Linked DNA regions of Homo sapiens: region 1 is linked to region 2. Evidence: chromatin contacts called from ENCODE Hi-C or POLR2A ChIA-PET data. All regions are on one chromosome and are shown on one strand. Each heading gives the region's core, a stretch centred on a gene start or an enhancer-like site at or near the end of the contact. The rest is flanking DNA. Distances are from core to core; before and after follow the strand shown. Region 1 overlaps SLC40A1 (solute carrier family 40 member 1). Region 2 has its middle 59 kb from the start of SLC40A1.

What was found. A loop is a pair of places that touch in the nucleus more often than their neighbours do. ChIA-PET counts read pairs that join two places held with the same protein, here RNA polymerase II (POLR2A). Pooled maps may share reads with other maps.
Region 1: a loop to region 2 is called in a map of heart left ventricle, with 1.9 times the contacts of the local background. The contact joins two enhancer-like sites. A Hi-C loop is called at or near these places in 7 of 168 maps with a recorded cell type or tissue (Calu3, HepG2, ascending aorta and 3 more), 1 of 37 single-sample maps with no recorded cell type and 8 of 50 pooled maps. POLR2A ChIA-PET finds 5 or more read pairs at or near these places in 5 of 52 experiments (AG04450, H1, HepG2 and 2 more).

What each region holds. Positions count from the first base shown.
Region 1 is chr2:189,566,992-189,571,948 of GRCh38, reverse strand. SLC40A1 (solute carrier family 40 member 1) reads left to right here. Exons shown (of 8, transcript NM_014585.6): 5 at 108-234. Among named protein-coding and RNA genes, the nearest start is that of SLC40A1, 11 kb to the left of the region's middle. Within about 2 kb of position 2,253, at least 4 of the 41 ENCODE cell types and tissues checked have a DNase peak (open chromatin) inside an H3K27ac peak, as active enhancers do.
Region 2 is chr2:189,519,490-189,524,105 of GRCh38, reverse strand. No RefSeq gene overlaps it. Among named protein-coding and RNA genes, the nearest start is that of SLC40A1, 59 kb to the left of the region's middle. Within about 2 kb of position 1,270, at least 3 of the 41 ENCODE cell types and tissues checked have a DNase peak (open chromatin) inside an H3K27ac peak, as active enhancers do.

The DNA.
Region 1 (4,957 bases), core at 1,004-3,503, 47 kb before region 2:
TTTTTTTATCATTCCACCAAAGACTATTTTAAACTGCCTTGTTTAGTGACATATGTACAGTGTGGTAAACTGACATTATAACTCATTTTTTTCTTGTCATTCTTTAGACTTCCTGCTATATCCTGATCATCACTATTGCAAATATTGCAAATTTGGCCAGTACTGCTACTGCAATCACAATCCAAAGGGATTGGATTGTTGTTGTTGCAGGAGAAGACAGAAGCAAACTAGCAAGTAATTTGGCTTTCTCTTTTAATGAAATGAGCATGTTAGGATTCACTTTAAATCGGTGGTGATAAATGAGGCTGTAAGCCTTGTATTTTTGTTCTGGGTATTTTTTAAGAATGATAAATTGAAAGCATACTTTTTTTCTTACCTTATTGTCAGTTTTAGTGCTGATTTATCTCACTGTTACGAAGTTAACTTATAGGATAGCTAACTTCTCTTTTATCCTACACAAACTTGGCAAATGGAATAACTTTTCTTTCCTCTTTTTTTTTTTTAAAAAAAAATTCAATCAACTTTCTAAATGTTTATACTTAGAACAGTGCAAATCTGACATGAGATTTTACTGGTCATACCTATGAATGTTATTACTGGTGCTTATCAATCATATGGATGTTATTTTTCTCTAAATCAAATGGAAACAATTGTAGGAGAGACTCTAGAAGTTAATTTCTTCCATCTTAAAGTTATAATCTATAATTTTATTACATTATGTACAATGTAATATAATTGCTGTTACAAATACCAAAGAAATAGAGGACAGAATATAGTTTTTAAGAAGCTTACCATCTTAGTTGTTCATTGGGAATATAAACAAGTGGTCAAAGAACATCTGAAGAATGCTTACAAGGCAACATGTCCTATTCTGTCAATATTACTTAGGCTCAGAATAACCTCCCTCACTCATTATTGCCTGCCGTCCCCTCATATGACACACAGACACAATTTGGATTGACACAAATTGGAATTACAATTCCCCTGTGTAAGGAGGAAGGGTACACCTCCCTACCTGTCAGATCAGCTGAGTCAACTCTGCTGATCACTGAGATAATGGGTATAACAAACACATTGCCCAACTGTCCTGACAGACAAGTAAACCATTCTTGATGACTTAAATGGCATATCCCAGGATACAGAAGGCAAGATTATGTGCTGGGGTTAGCAAGCAGCTTTGTTTGGACCATTTGGTTAAAAAAAAAGTTAGAAAGGAGGGGTGAGTGAAGGAGAACAAAGTCTGTGGAAGGTCTAGAAGAAGAATTTGCCTGAATCATCACTTTGTGGTTGCAGTATTATTATTGAGTTAGAAATTCCACAGTGATTGATTTAAAGGATGGTGTGTATGTAAGATGAATTTAGCATGTGTGAATCTGTATCACAGGAAATTCTCTCTGGAGCTAAAATCATGATTCTCATTTACTTTTCTTCCTGTGATCATTTATAATGAGGAATAATTTCATGTCTTTTTTGTCACATTGAACTAGATGATAAGGCTTTGTCTTTTTTTGTTTACTTTCTCTTTTTAACAAACTACTTAAAGCATGTAAAATATATCCATGTTTTAAAATTCAAAGGGTACAAAAGGATATATTTTGACAATAGATCACACATATATTTGTTGGAATATACTTAGAGAAGAAAGTTGACTTTTACAATGATTATTCTGTGATTTGTGCAGCAGCTATAGATAAAATGAAAATAAAATTATTTTCTTTCACTTAACTGATTTTAACTAACTCATTTGACTCTGCAAAGTCTGAAATATGAAAAAGAAAGTTAGCCAGAATCTTTAACTTGTCCTAAGATATATATATACACACACACATATATATACACATATATATATACACACATACATATATATAGATGTGTATATATATACATACATATATAGGTGTGTGTATATATATATACATACATATATAGGTGTGTATATATATATACATACATATATAGGTGTGTATATATATACATACATATATATACACACATCATATAAATATAACTGCAAACATGCCACATAACTCTGGGATTTTTCTATGAAGTGATGTCCAAGAATAACAACAAAAATATGACTGGTCGTTTCTCAGCTGTCTGTCTTTATATTATGAATTATTGCAGAGTGGAAGAATCTAGGCTATTCAGTCTTTTTCTAACTTTCTGATGTTTTTCAAGTAGGAAAGGAAGTGAGATGTTTGTTGAACTCTTGTCCACTCTACATTAGCTTTTAGTAAGTGGTGCTCTTTCACATCCAGCCAGCAGTGTGGGCTGGTGGACTAGTGAAGGAAAACTTTCTGCATGTTTCAAAACAGGAAACAGAAACTTCTTTAGTTCTGAAGGTCAGAAAGTATCTAATTGTGGATTTTTTGTGCCATTTCTGCTATTGCAGAGTTAAAGGAGAACAGAGAAAAAGGAGGAGGATAAAGGAAAAATGGGACAAAGAAGGGGGAAAGTACATCTAGAAGGGACTCCACCTGCTGCCTTGGGTTCCTATGAGGTTGTGTCTCTTATACACAGACCCACCTACTCCAGGCAGGAAGGATTTGTGTTTATGCAGGCTGATTTTTGAGGTTGTGGCAAAGAAACCCAGGTAGGGGCCTAGGCCAGGAAGGCTTCACCTGTTTGTGATATGTTTAGAGGGTGAAAGGGGAGGGGTATGCCCATGAAAAGTAAAAGTTTTGAGCTGGATGCTGATTGCTCCCATTTCCTCATCACAGTGTTTCTTAATTTTAGAGATTGTTTTAAAACTAGAAGCTGTATCACTGAGGGTAAAAGAAAAGGAGGAATTTTCCCTGCCAAGGTTAAAAAGTTTTAGAATTTCAGTGGCATCAGGCCAAAATACAGCAGTCATTATCCAGTTTGGAAAGTTCCAGAAAAGGTGTTTTATTTTTCTCATGAATACTGCTAACCAGTTAACTAATTTAGGTACTTTCTAGGTGCTTGATTTAGTACAGTGTTTTATGATAACATTCTCTTGTGCCACGTTTGAATCTTACTTCCTTTTCCCAGGCTTTTTAACTCCATCTATTGCTTTTTTTCCTCCTCCATTTCTTTTGAGGATCACTCTTTATTAGTATCTTCTGAGATTTTTCTTGCCCATCATGCTAAAAAATAATCTGCCAGTTAGCTTGATCAAGTATGGCAGATAAATTTTGTGTTCGTGTGGTATTGATTAAAAATCGATTTCATATATGAAGTAGACAAAACTGCTAGGAAATTTAAAAGAATTTTTCTTCTATGGATGTAATATACCCATTATAATAGAAGTAGTTATTTAATGTCATGTTCTGTGCCACAGCTGTAGCTGAGAACAGTTAAATTGGAATCAAATCAACACATATTTGTGTGCTTATGTAAGACTAAATATAAATTGGTAAAGAGCGTATATTTGCATATTCATAAGACTGATTCTTTTCTAGCCTGCTACCAGTAAGATGATTAAGTCTTTTTTTTTTTTGAGACGGAGTCTCGCTTTGTCACCCAGGCTGGAGTGCAGTGGCACAGTCTCAACTCACTGCAAGCTCCGCCTCCTGGGTTCACGCCATTCTCCTGCCTCAGCCTCCTGAGTAGCTGTGACTACAGGCGCCCGCCACCATGCCCGGCTAATTTTTTTGTATTTTTAGTAGAGACAGGGTTTCACTGTGTTAGCCAGGATTGTCTTGATCTCCTGACCTCGTGATCCACCCGCCTCGGCCTCCCAAAGTGCTGGGATTACAGGCGTGGGCCACTGCACCCGGCCTAAGTCTTTTTTTTTTTTTTTTAATTATCCATTCTGCATCAGAAAAATAAAAGCTGTTTTTTAATACAACATTTCTACTGACACCTACATATTATTAACTTTCTAAGTATAATATAAAAGATGGAAATTGGTGACATTGGGAAGCTCCGTGAGCTCTTAAAAACTGAAGTAGTGAAAGGGTAAGAAATAATTTTAACTAAAATAATTTGTTGTTGTCATTCTGGGACTTTAAGATTCAAATATATGTTTTCTTTAGTTACTTGCTTTTTGGATTCCAATTATTGAGTTATTTGGATAAATTCCACACTTCTCTGTTGGCATATGAGTTGGAAACTTATTAGTTAGTGGGAGGCAGATGGTAGTGAAACCTCTGCGGTGGCAGTCAAGTGTAAGATCAATGAAGGCTGCCTTTGCCTCTCAAGTGAAAGGTGAAATATGTCAAAGTTCTCCTGTTATCATATATGCAATATATACTCATAGGGCTAATTGGAAAGCAATTGAGGACCAGGAAGAATTACAGAAGGAATAAAGGCAATCTTCTGTTAATGTACTTCTTCGTCACGTATTGTTTTTCTGTTAAGGTGACCCAAATGATTGCTTAAGACTTGTCTCACTAATTTTCACTCTGTTCTGTGAGACAGGAAGTGAAAAAGTAGATCACTTTCTTCACTTTCTTTTTGTCCTAAAACTTTTGGTTTTATTTTATTTTAATTAATTTTTTATACTGACACATAATTGTGCTTATTATGGAGTACATAGTCATGTTGTGATGAGATGAGATGGAGATACATCTCCATCATCTCAAACATGTATCATTTCTTTGTGTTGGACATTTTTTTAACTTCCTCTTTATTGATTTTGTCCTGCACTCTGACTCAGGAATACATTCCCGTAGTCAAACTCTAGACTTTGTTATCACCACTAAATTCTCTCCTCCCATAATCTCAGTCTTAGGCATCCATATTTTGAGAAATCACCTTCTGTCTTTCCACCAACTTCTTCACTACCACAGCCTCAACAATCCATGTGGTTGGCACCTACAAACCATTCATTCCACGGCCTTTTCACTGTCCATGATCTCTCTCTTGTCTCTTTCTTACCCAGCTTAAAATTCAAGGCCAGTCATGATTATATGATCATCTCTTGGCATATACCCTCAGCTCAGTTGGCCCCCTCTCGTTTTGTCACTTTTGTTTGGTAAGACTTTGGTTAAAT
Region 2 (4,616 bases), core at 21-2,520:
TATTGTATGATAGCCCTTGTATATTAAAATAATACTTTGTTTTGAAGTTTAATGCACAGAAAGGAATCCAGATGCTACTCTTTGTCTTAGTTTTGTTTTTTGTTTTTTTTTTTTGAGATGGAGTCTCACTCTGTCTCCCAGGATGGAGTGCAGGGGCACGATCTCGGCTCACTGCAACCTCGGCCTCCAGGGTTCAAGTGATTCTCCTGAGTAGGTGGGGTTACAGGCGCCCACCACCATGCTCGGTTAATTTTTGTATTTTTAGTAGAGACGGGGTTTCTCCATGTTGGCCAGGCTGGTCTCCAACTCCTGACCTCAAGTGATCCACCCACGTCGGCCTCCCAAAGTGCTAGGATTACAGGCGTGAGCCACTACACCTGGCCTGTTTGTCTTACTTCTGATGGTTTAGTGCACCCTTCTAATTTAAGAAAATGAGAATGACAGAATTTTGAAAAATGGAGGAGGCCTTAGAGAAGAAGTCACGACCTCTTTTTTTACATATGAGAAATAAGGGGCCCAGAAAGGATAATTTAATTGTCCACAATTTCTTGGGTGGTTAATAACAGAATAGGGTCCCCTGACAGATCATTTTCAATTTTCTTTCTACTCCTCAATGCTGGCTTCATTACAACTCTTAGTTTTGAAGTGATAAACTTTAAAAGGGATATGACTTCATTTATAAAATCTATGGAGTACATGGACAGGGTGAATGTGAACTTGTCCATAAAACTCTAGAACACTAGAAGTAAAAGTTGCCCTCAAAGCCATGAAAAAGTTTATTTTAAAACAAGTAAATTAAACTACTAAAGTATCCCTTAATACCAAACATGGCATTTAAATTAGTGACCATGAGAATCTTTCAAGCCAAAAGAATGGCCACTGGGTAGCCATTCTATGTACGTAGGAAGGCTAAAAGTTTTGGGGTCTTCAGACCTGGGAAAATATGTGAGTTTCATAAGGTCACATGCTAGACTATAAAAGGAAATTTTGCAATCAGTACTTAAGCTCTTAATCATGTGGCTCACATGTTTTCATACTCCCTGAGTTGGTTAGTCCAATTCCTGACCTAGCCAACCTAGAAGAAAACAGAACAAAAGCAGGTCTCTATTGGGAATAAAGTTAACTGCGTATGATTATATTCTGCTTGTTAAATATGCACACTTCCTTGTGTATTCATGGACTTTGGTCGCAGTAAATGATCTTTGCAAAAAATGTCCTGGACACATCCTACTTACACTGAATGACATTCTTTGAGAGGCAGGTTGCTAGTTGCCAACTACAGTGCTTTGTTTCCAGCTGTTTCCCAGCCCATATCTTTCCATTGGCTGTGTTGAAAAGACTAGAGCATGCTGATGAAGCCTAAAAGCAACTCCAAGGAGGGGAAGTGAATAGATTAGATCATAGAACTTGATTTAGAAAGGTTTCCGTGGGCTGAAATGGGCAGCAAAATCTAAGCAGATGCAATTCCGTGGAGAGAGAAGAGAGGTATAAGTACTTGAACACAGTACATCAGTAAAGGGGGGGAACACACTTGCCTTATGGTATTTGAAGGGCTGTTATTAAAAGAGAGTTTCTAAGTCCAAAGTCCATAGACCATTCATAGGCCTTCAGAACACTGCAATTCCGCAAAGATTGTACAAGTTTTTATTCATGTCTAAATTTTTTTTTCCTGGAGATAAGGTCTGTCATTTTTATTAAATGCTCAAAATAAGAAAAATCAGATTAAACCTAAAAGTTATTAACTAGGGAAAATAAAAGGCAGCTACAGATAGATTTAGTTTCAATGAGAGGAAGAAATTTCTGACATTTAAAGTTGTCCAAACATGGAATGAGCTACCATGGGAGGTTTCAAATTTCCAGGCCATTTGGCAAGAATATCATAGAAGGTATTTAAGCAACAGTGAGTGGTGAAATGTGTTTACATTTCTATAAAACAAACAACTGTGTACATGGAGAGAATGCCTCAGTAAAATTAATGTGAATGCTGGTAGAGTTAGGAATTCTCAGAGCACTGAGGCCCTGAACCAAAAGACCACAAGTGATGACAAGAATTGTGGCTAGTTGGGGGATTGGGGGTACATTTGCCTCCTTTGGGCTGATCCTGGTTATTGATAATTAGACAAAAAGACACCCTAGTGGTTTCATTTTGTCTTTGCACTGTTGGAGGACTTGCTCTACACCTGGGTCATTTATGGTTATCTAATAGATACAGCACCCACAAACAGTTACAATGGGGAAGTTGGTAGAAAAATCAAGGGTGAGAGTATAGTGGTTAAGACCATGGACTGGGGAGATAGGCTGGCTGAATTTCACTCCTGCCTCTTTTTACTAGCTGCGTGTGACCTCGAAGAGGCTGTATAGCCACTCTGTGCTTCATTTCCCCAGATGTGAAATGAGAATGACAGTAGTACCTACATTATAGATTGGAAAATAAATACAAAAAATCATGTAAAGAATTAAAAACCATGCTCAAGAATGGTTAGCTATATGACTGTTGTGGTTTCTAGTTATTGAATGGAGATATTTGAATTATATTACAAACTGTCATTTATTTGCTGTATGATGTAGGGAAAATGCCTTATCTCTCTGGCTTCATGCTTCCCATCTATAAAATGGTGAACACATTTACGCTGGATGGAGATAATATCCAATTTAGTACTGGCTTTAACAACTAAAAGAGTCAAAGTACCCCTAAAGGTCTTACTTAGAAAGCAGAGTTTAACAATGATTTTTATAAGTTTAGGCTTATAGCAGCACATTAATTCTTAGTTTGGGAGCAGTGCTTTAGCTTAGATTTTGAAATCATCAGCAAAGTGTACTATCTGCACTATCATCAAGTTTTGTCAGAGCCTCACCCATGTTTTAAATCTGCTGTCTCTAGAACTCTACCCAAAACTTTTTATTAGAACGTCTTGAGGTATATTTTGTATCTGAAGATTTCAAGGGCTTCACAGTAATTCCTGAGTTGGCCCCTATCTAGAGCTGCGATTCCCAGATCTAGAGAGTTCTGCCTCCCAAGCAGTGGGAGCCTTGGACACCTCCTATCTGATGACTGATCCTCCTCTGCTTGAATCTTTTGGAAAAGAGAGCACTTGCCAGTTGACTAGGGAGTTCATCACACTTTATAGTCTATTTAAAGTTTTCTTTTCTTTTCTTTTTCTTTTTTTTCTTTTTTTTTTTTTTTTTGAGACAATCTCGCTCTTGTCCCCCAGGCTGGAGTGCAATGGTGTGATCTCGGCTCACTGCAACCTCCGCCTCCTGGGTTCAAGCGTTCTCCTGCCTTGGCCTCCCGAGTAGCTGGGATTACAGGGGTCTGCTACCACACCCAGCTAATTTTTGTATTTTTAGTAGAGATGGGGTTTCACCATGTTGGCCAGGCTGGTCTTGAACTCCTGACCTCAGGTGATCTGCCCACCTCGGCCTCCCAAAGTGTTGGGATTAGGCCTGAGCCACTGCGCCCGGCCTATTTAAAGTTTTCTTTTCATCTTAAAATGCATTGTATATATGTACTTAATGTGTAAGAATGTATAAGTCATTAGTTAATAACTGATGCAGCTTCACATTAAGCGCTTTGCTTTTAAATTTAACTTCAAATGCTAAATTAGTAGCATGGGCAAACACACATCAATAAAGTCTATTGGTTTGGACTCTGCTATTTTGAAGTTCGTCATAATTGGCTAGACTGCTGTGTACATTTGCTAAATAAGTTGTCATCTTTATAACACAGATTAATAGCATGCCTAAACATTTAAGAGGCTTAGAAAGAACTGCTTTTAAGGACCTTGAAGTACTGTATAAACAACTACTGAAATGCTAATTATAATTTAGTCTTATCTATTTATCACATTTTTTTCTTGAGAGGAGCCAGAGACTGAAGAGGTTGACATGGTCAACCTTCAAATCTGGGTTCCTGGCATTCCTTGAAAAGAATGATTTTATCAGGTACTTATCTCCTGGCCAGGCTTTTGGGTTTTCGTTTTTTTGTTTTTCTCATCTGCCTGTCCTGCTTGAGCTGCCATTTTAATTTATTATTCATGCAAAGTATTTGAGAGCTAGTCCATGCTGATATGCAGATGTCAGATTTTCTTCAGGCCATTCAACTTCCTTGGTGTGTTTGGGAAATCTGCCTTCTATTTGTTGTGTTGGGTTAAAAGTAAAATAATCAGGAAGGAGACAGCCCTTCATGAGGCTTTCCTTCATTACTAGGAAACATCTCTGGGACAGCCCTGTCAAGCCACTGCAGCCTGATGCTCTTAAAGAACTCACTCACAGTCCTGAAGCTCCCCTGCTTCTTGCTCGGCCCGCATCGCGGACCCTCTGCTCCCTCTGCTGTATGTGACTTTCCTCCTCAGAAGGGCGCCACAGTTTAAAATTTTGTTCTTTGAACATTTCCTTTCCCTAAGTTAAAAAATGATTAAAAGACAAATTTTCATCTTGTTTTCAAAAACAGAGGAGCTGTGACTTCAAACTCTTAGATATAAATTTTCTTTTCAATGTGGAAGCAACTTGAATTTTAGGATTAAAATTCAGTCTTCAATTAACTCTCTCTATAAAGTCAGGGAGAATAAGCCCCTCCCCTTCTCCTTTGCACCCAAAAATCCAGCCATATTGACCTT